Regions from separate parts of the Homo sapiens genome. Here region 2 is linked to region 1. A link is a contact called in ENCODE Hi-C data. All regions are on one chromosome and are shown on one strand. Each heading gives the region's core, a stretch centred on a gene start or an enhancer-like site at or near the end of the contact. The rest is flanking DNA. Distances are from core to core; before and after follow the strand shown. Region 1 holds the start of TMEM187 (transmembrane protein 187). Region 2 holds the start of GAB3 (GRB2 associated binding protein 3).

Evidence for each region. Hi-C counts contacts between places; a loop is a spot of excess contacts on that map. Pooled maps may share reads with other maps.
Region 2: a map of Right ventricle myocardium inferior shows a loop between it and region 1 (6-fold over the local background). The contact joins the promoter of GAB3 here to the promoter of TMEM187 in region 1. A Hi-C loop is called at or near these places in 1 of 168 maps with a recorded cell type or tissue (Right ventricle myocardium inferior) and 4 of 50 pooled maps.

What each region holds. Positions count from the first base shown.
Region 1 is chrX:153,971,504-153,977,604 of GRCh38, reverse strand. TMEM187 (transmembrane protein 187) reads right to left here and starts at 4,851. Exons shown (of 2, transcript NM_003492.3): 1 at 4,745-4,851. HCFC1 (host cell factor C1) reads left to right here and starts at 5,787. Exons shown (of 26, transcript NM_005334.3): 1 at 5,787-6,101. RefSeq lists silencers at 4,567-4,676, 4,787-5,236, 5,467-5,706 and an enhancer at 5,937-6,101.
Region 2 is chrX:154,747,438-154,753,538 of GRCh38, reverse strand. GAB3 (GRB2 associated binding protein 3) reads left to right here and starts at 2,462. Exons shown (of 10, transcript NM_001081573.3): 1 at 2,462-2,585. The coding sequence starts at 2,514. RefSeq lists silencers at 2,507-2,586, 2,757-2,816.

The DNA of each region.
Region 1 (6,101 bases), core at 3,602-6,101:
AGTCTCGCTCTGTGGGGCAGGCTGGGGTACAGTGGCAGGATCTCGGCTCACTGCAACCTCCGCCTCCCGGGTTCAAGCGATTCTCCTGCCTCAGCCTCCCGAGTAGCTGGAAGTACAGGCGGGCCATCACGCCCGGCTAATTTTTGTATTTTAGTAGAGATGGGATTTTGCCATATCGGCTGGGGTGGTATTGAACTCCTGACCTCAACTGATCTGTCCCCCTCAGCCTCCCAAAGTGCCGGGATTACAGGCGTGAACCACTGTGCCCAGCCTATTTTATTATTTTTAATAGCATATAGAGTGACATTTTGATACATGTATATAATGTATAATGATCAAACAAGGTAATTAGCATATCCATCACCTGGAACATTTATCATTTCTTTGTGTTGGGAACATTCCAAATCCTTTCTTATAGTCTTTTGAAAATACACAAGAAATTGTAGTTAACAGTGCTCACCCTACAGTGCAGAACAGCAGGATCCATTCATGCTATGAAGCTGGCATTTTGTATTTGTTATCCGACTCCTCCGAATCTTTCCCTACTCTCTAATCTTTCCAGCTTCTAATACCCACTATGCTTCTATTTCCATGAGCTTGATTTTTTAAATATTTTACATAAGAATTAACACATACAATATTTATCTTTCTGTTCCTGGCTTATTTCACTTAACATAACGTCCTCTAGGCTCATCCATGTTGCCACAAATAACAAGATTTATCTTATTAGTTTGTTTATTTCTTTGAGACAGGGTCTCGTTCTGTCTCCCAGGCTGAGTGCAGTGGTGTGATTGCAGCTCACTGCAGCCTCCACCTCCCAGGCTCAAGTGGTCCTCTCACTTCAGCCTCCCAGGTAAATGGGACCACAGGCATGTTACCATGCCTGGCAAATTTTTAAATTTTTTTTGAAAGACAGGGTCTTGCTATGTTGCCCAGACTGGTCTCAAACTCCTAGGCTCAAGCGACCCTCTCACCTTGGCCTCCCAAAGTGCTGGGATTACAGGCGTGAGTTACTGCACCCAGCCAATAGTTTTTTATTTTTTTTATTTTTTATAGTTGGTTTTGGTTTTTTTTGAGACAGGGTCTCGCTCTGTCACCCAGGCTGGAGTGCAGTGGCACAATCTCGGCTCACCACAGCCTGCGTCTCCCAGGTTCAAGCAATTCTCCTGCCTCAGCCTCCCAAGTAGCTGGGATTATAGGCGCCTGCCACCACACCTGGCTAATTCTTGTATTTTTGGTAGAGATGGGGTTTCGCCATGTTGGCCAGGCTGGTCTCGAACTCCTGATCTCAGGTGATCTGGCCGTCTTGGCCTCCCAAAGTACTGGGATTACAGGCTTGAAACACCGCGCCCGCCAACAGTTTATTTTTAAATGGCTCAATAATATTCCATCATGTATCTATACCACATTTTCTTTACATATCAATCCACTGGTGGACACTTAGATTGCTTCCATATCTTAGCTATTATAAGTAGTACAAAGGCACGAAGAACCTACATTGGGGAAAGGATGGTCTCTTCAATAAATGGCACTGGGAAAATTGGATAAGTATGTGAAGAAGAATGAAAACTAGGCCCCTATCTCTCACCACACACAGTAATCAACTCAACATGGATTAAAGACTTAAAAGTAAGACCTGAAACTATAAAGCTACTAGAAGAGGCCAGCGCGGTGGCTCACACCTGTAATCCCAGCACACTGGGAGGTTGAGGCGGGCAGATCACTTAAGGTCAGGAGTTCTAGACCAGCCTGGCCAACACAGTGCAACCCCGTCTCTACTAAAAATACAAAAAGTAGCCGGGCGTGGTGGCGCACATCTGTAATCCCAGTTACTCAGGGGGCTGGGGCAGGAGAAATGCTTGAACCCAAGAGGAGGAGGTTGCAGTGAGCCAAGATCACACCACTGCACTCCAGCCTGGGGCGACAGAGCAAGACTCTGTCTTTAAAAAAAAAAAAAAAAAAAAAAAAAAAAAAAGGCTGGGTGTGGTGGCTCACACCTGTAATCCCAGCACACTGGGAGGCTGAGGCGGGCAGATCACCTGAGGTCAGGAGTTCCAGCCCAGCCTGTCCAACATGGTGAAACCCCATCTCTACTAAAAGTATAAAAATTAGCCAGGGTGGTGGCATGCGCCTGTAATCCCAGCTACTTGTGAGGGTGTGGCAGGAGAATCGCTTGATCCCAGGAGGCTAAGGTTGCAGTGAGCCAAGATTGTGCCACTGCACTCCAGCCTGGGTTTCAGAGTGAGACTGTGTCTCAAAAAATAAATAAATAAATAAATACAAATAATAAAATAAATAAAATAAAACTACTAGAAGAAAATGGGGAAATGCTCCAGGAAAGATTTTATGGCTAAGACCCCAAAATCACAGGCAACAAAAACAAAAACAGACAAATGGGAGTATATTAAAGTAAAAAGCTTTTGCACAGCACAGAAGCAATCAACAATGAAGAGACAATATAGGAGAAAATATTTGCAAATGATTCATGTGACAAGCACTGTTTATTTTTGAGGTGCAATGTCCATCTGCCCTACTGCAATTTAGGCCCCAAATGGGTGGGACAGGGTCTGATTCCTTGCTCTTCCTCAGATGCCCAGTGAAGCCCTGCTCAATTTCAATTCAATTATATTAAAGAACAAAGCCAGCACCTCTGCTCCCTTTTACCAGTCCTGTTTGCTATTTCACTTCTCAAGCAGGTCCTGGGGCCCACCGCATCCTCCTGGGCCTCATTCTCAGCCTTCTTGCCTTGGAGTTCCGTTGCTGAGGAGGGCCACCAGGCTTGGCATGTGGGTGCCCCATTGCCCTCTGAAGCATGGTGTTGCCACACAGGAACCACAGTCCTCACTATCACTCCATACGTCCTTGCTTCACACAAGCCTGCCATCTCAGCATGGGGCACCCGAACTCCTCCTGCCCCGTCCTCCCAGTCAAAAAAGCCTCTGGGTCCAGGGGTGTGCACACCGCAGCCCCAGCATCTTTGAGCAGCCCTGGATGGGATCATGTCTGCCCTGGCTTTCCACCCTTCCATGACCAGCTTCCCATTCCATGTCCTGGATCATGTCCCAAAGTCTTGGCCAGACTTAAAGTGCCATCCCCATCCAGCCCTGTGAGCTCCTCAGGCCCAGCTCTGTCCTGGAAGCCCTTTGCCCACTTCGCCTGGCCATTGCCCTTGACTCAGCTGTCATTTCCTCTCAGGCACTTCCCCGTTCAGCTCCTGACTCCAGCTGAGACACCAGCTGAGGCCCCGCATGGCGTCTACAGGTCCTTCCCTGCACCCACCTAGGGCCCCATGGCACCCATGCTAGTCTGACCCTCCTGCCTGCCAGCAAGCAGGGCGGAGAGCTGGAACAAGAGTCAAACACTGTCAACTTGATCGAGGAAGAACTCCAGGAAGGGCATGGAAAGCAACTCCTCTTTCCGGCTGCAGGGGTTCAGTCTATCTGACCGGGGGTACGGGCTGACAGTGACCATGTAATCAAAGCACCTGTCCAAGACCCCCAGGAAAACCGAGCTGGTTACCTTATAGCCTAGCTTCCCTGTACCTTTGAATTGCCATGATCCTTATTATGTGACACTCAAATCTCGTCACAGCTTCCCCCAGCGCCTGGCATGGGAAAGCCAACACCTCAACAGCACTGGCCCCTGGGTCTGGGGTCTTTCAGGGAAGCCCTGGGAAGCCTGACAATCTCCTGGCTAAAGGCCCCAGACTCTCCCGCACGCGTTTAAACAGCAGGCACTGTCACCTCCAGGCCTTTAGCATTTATGGTTAGTTATGTCCCCCGCTCCGCATGACCTTTCTTGCTGTCTTTCTGTGGATAAAGGAATATCAATTAACATTAATTTAGCTTCTGGACTGATTCCAGGCAAGGCCCTTGGAAACCAGCAGCTGCTTTTGTGTGTGTGTGTGTGTGTGTGTGTGTTTTTGAGACAGGGTCTTGCTCTGTCGCCCAGGCTGGAGCAGTGGCGCGATCTCAGCTCACTGCAGCCCTGAACTCCCTGGCTCAAGCCATCCTCCCACCTCAGCGTTCCAAGTACCTGGGACCACAGGCGTGTGCCACCATGCCTCCGGGTCTCGCTATGTTGCCCCGGCTAGGCTCAAGCAATCCTCCCACCTCAGCCTTCCAAAGTGTTGGGATTACAGGCATGAGCCAACGCATCAGGCCTTAGTTTTCTTATTTACCATGGGTGGGGGACTTGGGGACATATGTGAGGTAACTAGCCAAGGTCACAAAGAGCAGGTGGTGGCACAGACAGGCAAGAATTCTTCTCTTTGTCCCTTCTCAAATGGATACTTCCAACTGCATGAACTAAAACACAGACGATTACAAAATACATGTAATATGTTGAGAGGCGACTTTAAAAATATTGTTGAAAATGTGTGAGAGGGTGACGTGTGCTTCTTTACTAACGCATTAAATTACAAGGTCTTCCAGCAGGACGCATAACTTCAGTAACTTCAAAGTAATAATTCTGCCCGCCGGTAGATCTGGTAGATCTTGTAATTTAACTGAACTTCTAGACGTTTACAACAAAAGCCACAGGCTCTGACAGGACCGGTCTGTCCATTTCTACTGGCGACTGCCGCTCCCGGGCAGCAGCTTGGGTCCCCGCGCTGCGGCCTGCGCGTGGCAGGGCGGATGCCGCCGCCGCCGCCGCCGCCGCCGCGCCCGGGCGGCCTCCTAGAGGAGGCGAAACGTGGGGGCGAGGCCGGGACCCACCTCCCAGGGCTGCGGTGAGCACTTACAGTATTGGCGCGAAAAGGCCAGCTATCACCATACGGGTATTTCGCCTCACTCGCCTCGCTGGGGGAAATTCAAATCTCCGAAAAGGGAGGATCCGAGCAGCGCCGGTGCGCCTGCGCGCAGGGCGGGACTCGAAGCCTGGGAAGCGGGCGGGGCGAGGTGACGCGAGATGACGCGGACGCCTCCCGCGGTCGCCCGCCCGGCTCGTGCGCCACCGGCCCGACTGCGGGCCTCTCGGCAGTGGGGGCGGCCGAGCGCGCGGCGGTCTGGGGCGCGCGGCCCGGCTCATTTTGCTGCGGCGCGGGCGGAGGCGGTGGCGCCCGAGGGCGGGCCCCGCAGCCTGGGAGCCTGGGAGCGGGCGGAGGCTCCACCCCCGGGCGCCGGCGCTCGGCTGCGTCGCCTCCCACTGTCGCCCCGCCCCCGGCTCCCCCGCGGCGCGCCTCGGGCCGCCTCCTGCGGCTGCTGGGTGTGCAGGGCGCGAAAATGCTCGCTTCCCGGCCGCAGGCGCGGCTGCAGTGGCTGTTCGCCAACCCCGGCCACCTGCGTGCCGCTGTCCCCAGTGCTGGTTAAAGGCAGTTCTTCGGGCGTGCGTCCCTTATCAACCCGAGAGACCGTTCCCAAGGGGGCGGGGCCGAGCGCGTCGGAGGGGTTAGCAGTCTCATCCGGGCATTTCCGAGATGCCGCCGCCGCCATCTTTGTTTTGTGCTGAAAGTCGCTATTGACGCCCGCGGACGGCCGGGCGAGGGGAAGTGGCAAGATGGCGGCTCCCAGGGCGGAGGCGTGGAGGCTCGCCCGGTGGGGGGGCCGTGGGGCGGGGCGCGCCTGCGCCTGCACCTGATCTGAGCGCGACTCGAGCTTTAGCCCAGCGCGCGGCAGCGCCGACCCCCACCCCCGCCGCGAGGCAGCGCAGGGGTCCTTTAAGAGGCTTGGGCCCAGGGGCGAAGCGGTGCGAGGGCGAGTGGGGGGAAGCGGTGACGTCACCCGGCTCCGCCTCCTCGCCCGACCGCCGGCGCCGCTGCCGCCATGTTTAGTTGTTACTTCTTCACACAAGATGGCGGCTCCCAGGGAGGAGGCATGAGCGCCCTGCCGTTACCGCTTCTTCTGCCGTACAGTTGCCGCTTCGGGGCCTAACTCTAGCTCTTTGAAGCGGCTCCTGTGGGAAGGAGTCATAAGGCGGGAAGTGAGGATCGGACACCGCCTTGAGTTTGGTGTGCAGTGGAAGAACTGACCTAGGAGGAAGAGAATAGGGGGGAACGGGGAGCTAGTCTCAAGATGGCGGCTCCCACGGCGGCAGGCGCAGCCTGAGCAGCAGAGGCGGACTAAGGGGAGAGGCGCGAGACTTCACAAGCCGTACGGCGC
Region 2 (6,101 bases), core at 1,213-3,712, 780 kb before region 1:
ACTAGAAGCAGCTTACTTTCATCTAGCGGGAACAGAAGTACAACCTTAGGACTATATCTATTCTCTGGCTCACTGTCATAATCCACGTTGAATGGAGCTTGATTGTTGTGAATGTTGTGCTGGTTTATTACACTGATGACATATGTACTGGACCTGATGATCTAGAGGTAGCGAATACTCTAGATGCTTTATTAAGATACAAGTACACCACAGGGCAGGAGATAAGCCCCATGAAAACTCAAGAGCCTGAACCTCAGCAAAGTTTTTAGATGGTCTGGACCACGTTGGGTATTCAACATGTTGTTGTACCGCTTACCACCTACCACTCAGAAAGAGGCACGGCATTTGGTGTGGATGTTTGAATTTTGTAGGCAACATATGCTACATTTAATTGTGCCGCACCAATGCACTCAGCAAGTCATCTGTAGGGTTGCATGTTTTCGGGGAGAGATCCAGGGCAAGAAAAGGCTCTGTGACAGGTCCAGGCCACTTGACCCTTATGACCATGTAGATTCAACAGGTACAGGACCTTTGACACACTGGGAGGCTACACGGAGCCTCTGGCAAGTCCCAGTAGGAGAAACACACAGCAAAGCCCTAGAGTTTTGAAGTAAACCATGCCCTCTACCACAAAAGAAGTATTTTCCTTTTGACCAACAGCTTCCAGCTTGCTCCTGGGCTGTGGCAAAGTCTGAATGCTTGACCATGGGGCACCAAAGAACCATGGAACTTCAGCTGCCACTGATAAATTTGGTGCTATTTCATCCTCTTTTGGAAGTGGAATATTTGAGACCAGACTCAAGCAGGTCTGGAAGGTACAGGAAAGTTGCTAGAGCAGGTGGCTCACATCTTTGTGGCCCCTGCTGCTGCATGATCACCATTCCCTGGACTTACACCCAGAATGTCGTAGGGAGTTCCTCATGACCAGGTCTATCGGTCAAGGTTTCAAAAGGAAGCAAACAGTAGACTCAAGGGGTTGAAATGAGGAAAGTATAATTAAGGGATTTTTTTTTTAACAGAGGTGTAAGCAAGACTTAGAGAATTAGCAATGCATAGTGGGGCTCTCAGGGACTGGCAACAGTTGATATGGCCACAGCCACTGCTAAGTGCTCAAGCTGCCCACAGGCAGAGACAAACAATGAACCCTTAATAACAGCATTCCCTGGGGGGACCAGACAGCCACCTGGACTGCCATCTGGAAGGGGCAGCAATTTTTTCTCACTTGAACAGGTACTAATTTTGTACATGGATTCGCTTTTTTAAAATTCACATTTCTGCTGGCACTCCTGCCCATTGACTTACTGAACCCATTATTCACACTGACATTATCTCACACAAGAAAATCATTATAAGCCAGTGTGCGCATGCTGATGGACTCCACTGGTGTTACCATGTTAGCTCATCACCCTGAAGCATCTGGCCTGATAGGATGGGAGGTTGGTCATTCTGTTGAAGATGCTAGCAAACGTCACATAGATGATACCCACAAAAAGCAGAGGGTGGTGCTTAAGTGGATGGGCTCTTGACACAGCTCTGGCTGCCTATGGATGATTTTCTCGTGTGGCTCTCGACAAGTGACACTGTCATCCTGTTTTTCATTTTAGTAACCTGCAAAATTGAGATAATAATAAGAGCCCTTTGACAGGGTGTTGTGTGGATTCAATGAGATAACGCCTGGAAAGTGCTTAGCACAATCGCTGGCATGGTGTTAGCTTGGCAGTAAGGAAGGTCACAAGTGTTAGGTGCTCATGATTGTTATTTTTACTTAGCGTGGTCAGCACACTAGTTGGCACAATCGACTTTAGATCCATCTTTTAAAACCTTCGAGTCAAAGAGATTGCAAACAGCACTACCTTTTGAGTTTGGGTCATTTGGGTTCATTAAGACATTTAGACCGTTTAGCCGGCAAAGCTTATCACTGAATACAACGATCTTTGGGGGAGGGACATAGAAAACACACTACTGTGCAAGCAATCAAGTGGAATAGGGAAGTCCAAGAGGAGTCTTGCTTTTGTTTCTCCGTGAACTATGCACATGGCAGATGCAGGTGGTACTTGGGTTTCAGCTCCAGGGTCCCTGAGACCCAGGGACCAGCCCGTTTGGCGTGGCGGATTGGGGATGGGGCATGAGGGCAACAGGTTCCAGGCTGTGCTCCCATTAGGTCGCAGGGCTCCTTCCGAGCGCTTTCTCGTGACCCTGGGTGAGAGTGGCAGGCGCCCTGCTGCGTAGGCTCCCCCCCCCACACCCCCCCCCCGGGCACAGCCGCTGGCGGAGCTGCAGTTGCTCGAAGGGGCTTCCCAGGCTTCGCTGCTTGCTTTTCCCGCCGTCTTGGGTTGCGGGCGGCGTCGGTTCCCTCCCCGGGGGCCGCGGCGGCCGGAGGCGGGGGTCGCAGCGGCCGCTCGGGGCGGCGCTGGGCGGGCGGGCGCTGGGCCCGCCCCGCCGGCATCCTTGGCCCGACTTCCTTCTGCCGCGGGCGGCTGGCCCAGCTGGAGGAAGCGGCGGCGGCGGCCACGATGAGTGCGGGCGACGCAGTGTGCACCGGCTGGCTCGTTAAGTCGCCCCCCGAGAGGAAGCTACAGCGCTACGTGAGTAGGGGCGCCGCCACCCGCCCGGCCTTCGCGTCCCGGGGCACCCGCCCGCGGGGCGGCCGCGGGGAGCCGCTGGGCTCCGGGCGCGCCAGGCGCAGCCGCTCCCAGCGCCCGGGACTGCGGGCGAGGCCGACGGACGGAAACCGAAATCGCACGTCGAGCCAGCTTCGCCGCTGTGCTAGGCAGCGGGCCGGAGACCAGGTGGCGCCTGCCCGCGGGGCTCAGGGACTCCAGACCGCCGCTGACTCTAGCGGAGGGAGGCGGGTTGGGGCTGAAACCTCAGGCGCCACTCTCCGTACAGGAGCGGCCAGGGAGACATCTCGAAAGCGTGCCCCTTTCTTTGGCTGGGGGTGGCTCTGAGACCCATCGCCCCGCGAAGGAGACGCGGCAGGGGATAGGGAGACTGACAGCCAGAGGGGAATTGCCTGCATTCCCCCTGGACCGTAAGGAGTAAGGAGTGCTGCTCTTGTAGCTGTCATCGGACACTGCTGTCTGGAACCCTACACAGTGTAACTCGTTTCTCATCGTGTAACTCCTTTCAGCTTCTTCTTAATGCTGACACCGCGCTTTTATAGTGCCAGCTGGACAACTGACTTTTACTAATATGAAATTAGGAATACTTGGAAGAGCGAATCTTCCTACCTATTCCATTACCGTTTTAAGATGTACTATCGACACCTCAAACGTTCATTATCTCCATCAGCGTCCTCACGATAAGGTCTTAAAAACATTCTGCTTAAAGACCTGATTGCTACTCAGTGTTTTTCAGCCATTAGGAAGAACCACTTCAGTCCCCAGGGAGTTGCATATAAATAGCTATTAGGACTTCTTGCTTTTTTTAGGCTGGGAGTAGCTGGATGGATTCATCTTGTTCTTAATTCCTAATTTCTCTGCAACTTCACTGCACGGTGGTAGGAACAAACTCGCGCATGTCTGCGCTCATCCAAAGCAGCCCACCCCAAATGTGGTTCAGCCTTGTGCTCTTGTCTATACAGTGCTCTCAAACTGCTGTCCTCTTCTGGCCAAATTTCACAACTGTTTTTGTTCCCACATAGATGAGGCACATATTGTGTGGAAGTTCAAGAGGTGGGATTATAAAAAGACTTTAATAATGTATGAATACTTCCAGAATGTGTGGCAGGAGATTTTCCTGAACATAGAGTTGCTCAAGCCCTCTTTCCCCATTCACATCGGGCTAGACAGTGTGTGTTTCTCTCTTAGGGGTCTTTGAAAAGATTTTTGTTGTTTGTTCTGCAGAACAGAACTTTAGAGGAAGGTTGTTCTATTTAGCACGTGAATATCAGGAGTGCATAAATACTGAGATTTCTCTAAGTGCCAGTGTGTCCCTACATCATTTGCTTTTGAGTCCAGGAGTCCATAAGCACAGGGTCCAATATCTCTTGGCCTCTGCATTATCCAGCTGCTTCCTTAACTGTGAAGCTACTCAAAGGAGGCAAGAGAAGAAAACCTGCTCCCATCACCTGCATGAGCAGGTGAGGCTTTTGTCACACAGTAGTGCTTGCAGTGTTGACTCAGGATGGGTTTCCTTGTTGTCCTTTGGAATGACAGACATTTTAAAGGTTCACTATACAATTTCAGTAGATGATACAGAAAGATGCCCCTGGAGGGCAAAGATTATAGAATATTTTATTTCCCAGTCTTTTTTTGTATCTTAAGCAGACTGGCTTAGGGAAGTTTATTAGTATTTCATCAACTTTGGGAAGGCATGAGTGTGTGTGCCTATTATCACACGCGGTTCATTCCTTTAGGGGATGTGGCAAGAGTGGACACTGCGCAGCTTAGAGATATGTGGGGCGTGTGATGATGGGGCAGTGACTAGACTTAAGACACAAGAGTACCTAGGTGTCATCTTACCAACACTCCAAGACATAAACCTTGATGTTTGGGAACTGTCTCTAAGAAAGATCATATCTAGTCAATGCTTTTTTCGCTGACAGGCATCTGTCCCTGGAACACACCACAGAAAGAATTCTTTTTCCTCTCATAGCTAAATTCTGCAGGAATCTTTTTCACCACTAGATGGTGATCATGTGTCACTTCGACGGGGCCTGGATAGGGCTGTTACAGCTGCTTAAATTCAATTCCTGTCACTCCCTCCCGTTAACGGAGCGCTAACTCCGAACTAGGCCCTGTGTTACAGGCTGGGAAGACAGAAAAAAAAGACTTGATTCCAGTTTATAGTTTAACATTTATAATAGTAACATAGCAAAACTAGTTATTGGCACAACCAGGACAATAACTCAGTTATTCGTGCTGCCAGGCCAGCAAGCAGCACTCCATCAATGTTTGCTGTTACAAATGGAAGCTCAGGCAGTTTTTAGGTAAACCTTTCAGTCCAAAGTAGGCTTGTACTTCATCCACTTGAATCCATCAGTGAAGACAATCAGAAAGTTATTTTTTATCACTGGTCTTTTAAAAGATAGTTATTTTCATCTGTATTTTTTGTTTCACAAGAAATATATTCTTATGTTAATAAATAGAATGAAAAGTGAAGACCCCCTTTAAATTTCCCCTACCCCGCTACCTTCCCTTTGCTCTCCTCCTTATTCCACTCCCCAACCCAGGGATAACAACTGTGAGCCGTTCAGTGAGTACCATTCTACAAAATTTTTCAGAAAATATATAATTTTCTTTTTGCACAACTGGGATCATATTCTACTAACGGTCCTGCAATTTGCTTTGTTCACAAACATCCTGGACATCTTTCCAGGTTAGTACATATAGATTTACTTCATTCGTTAAAGCATTGTCAAATATTCCTTGTAATACATATAATATAACAATTTCTCTATTGGTGAACATTTGGCTTGCATCTATTTTTATCCATTTTAAAGAGTCCTATAATAACAGTGATAATAAAGCTATAATAGTTCACTTTTATTGAATGTTTATATGTGCCAGGCACTACACTAAGAACTTGTATTAACTCATTTAGTTTTCAAAACAATGCCAAGAGCCAGGCACTGTTTTTGTCCCTGGATATAGGTTCTCTGGATATAGGTTCTTTGTTGCATATTTAATTTGCAAATATTTTCTAGCAGCCCATAGTTTTTGTCTTTTCATCCTCTTTTGAAGAACTAAAATTTAAAAATTTTAATGAAATCCCCAATACAATTTTTCTTTTATGAATCATGGATTTAATGTTAAATCTAACAACTCTTCATCTAGCCTAAGATCCTTTGTCACCCAGCCTTGACCTCTTGGGCTCAAGTGATCCTCCCACCTCAGTCTCCTGAGTAGCTGGCACTATAGCTGCTCCCCACCATGCACTGCTAATTGTATTTTTTGTAGAGAGGACAGGATTTCTCCATGTTGCCCGCAGGCTGGTCTCCAACTCTTGGCCTCAAGTGATCCTTCCACCTTGGCCTTCTAAAGTGCTGGGATTACAGGCGTGAGCCAATGTACCTGGCCTCTGAAAGTTTTATAATTTTATATTTTATATTTAGATATTTTATATTTAGATCTATGATCCATTTTGAGTAAATTTTATAA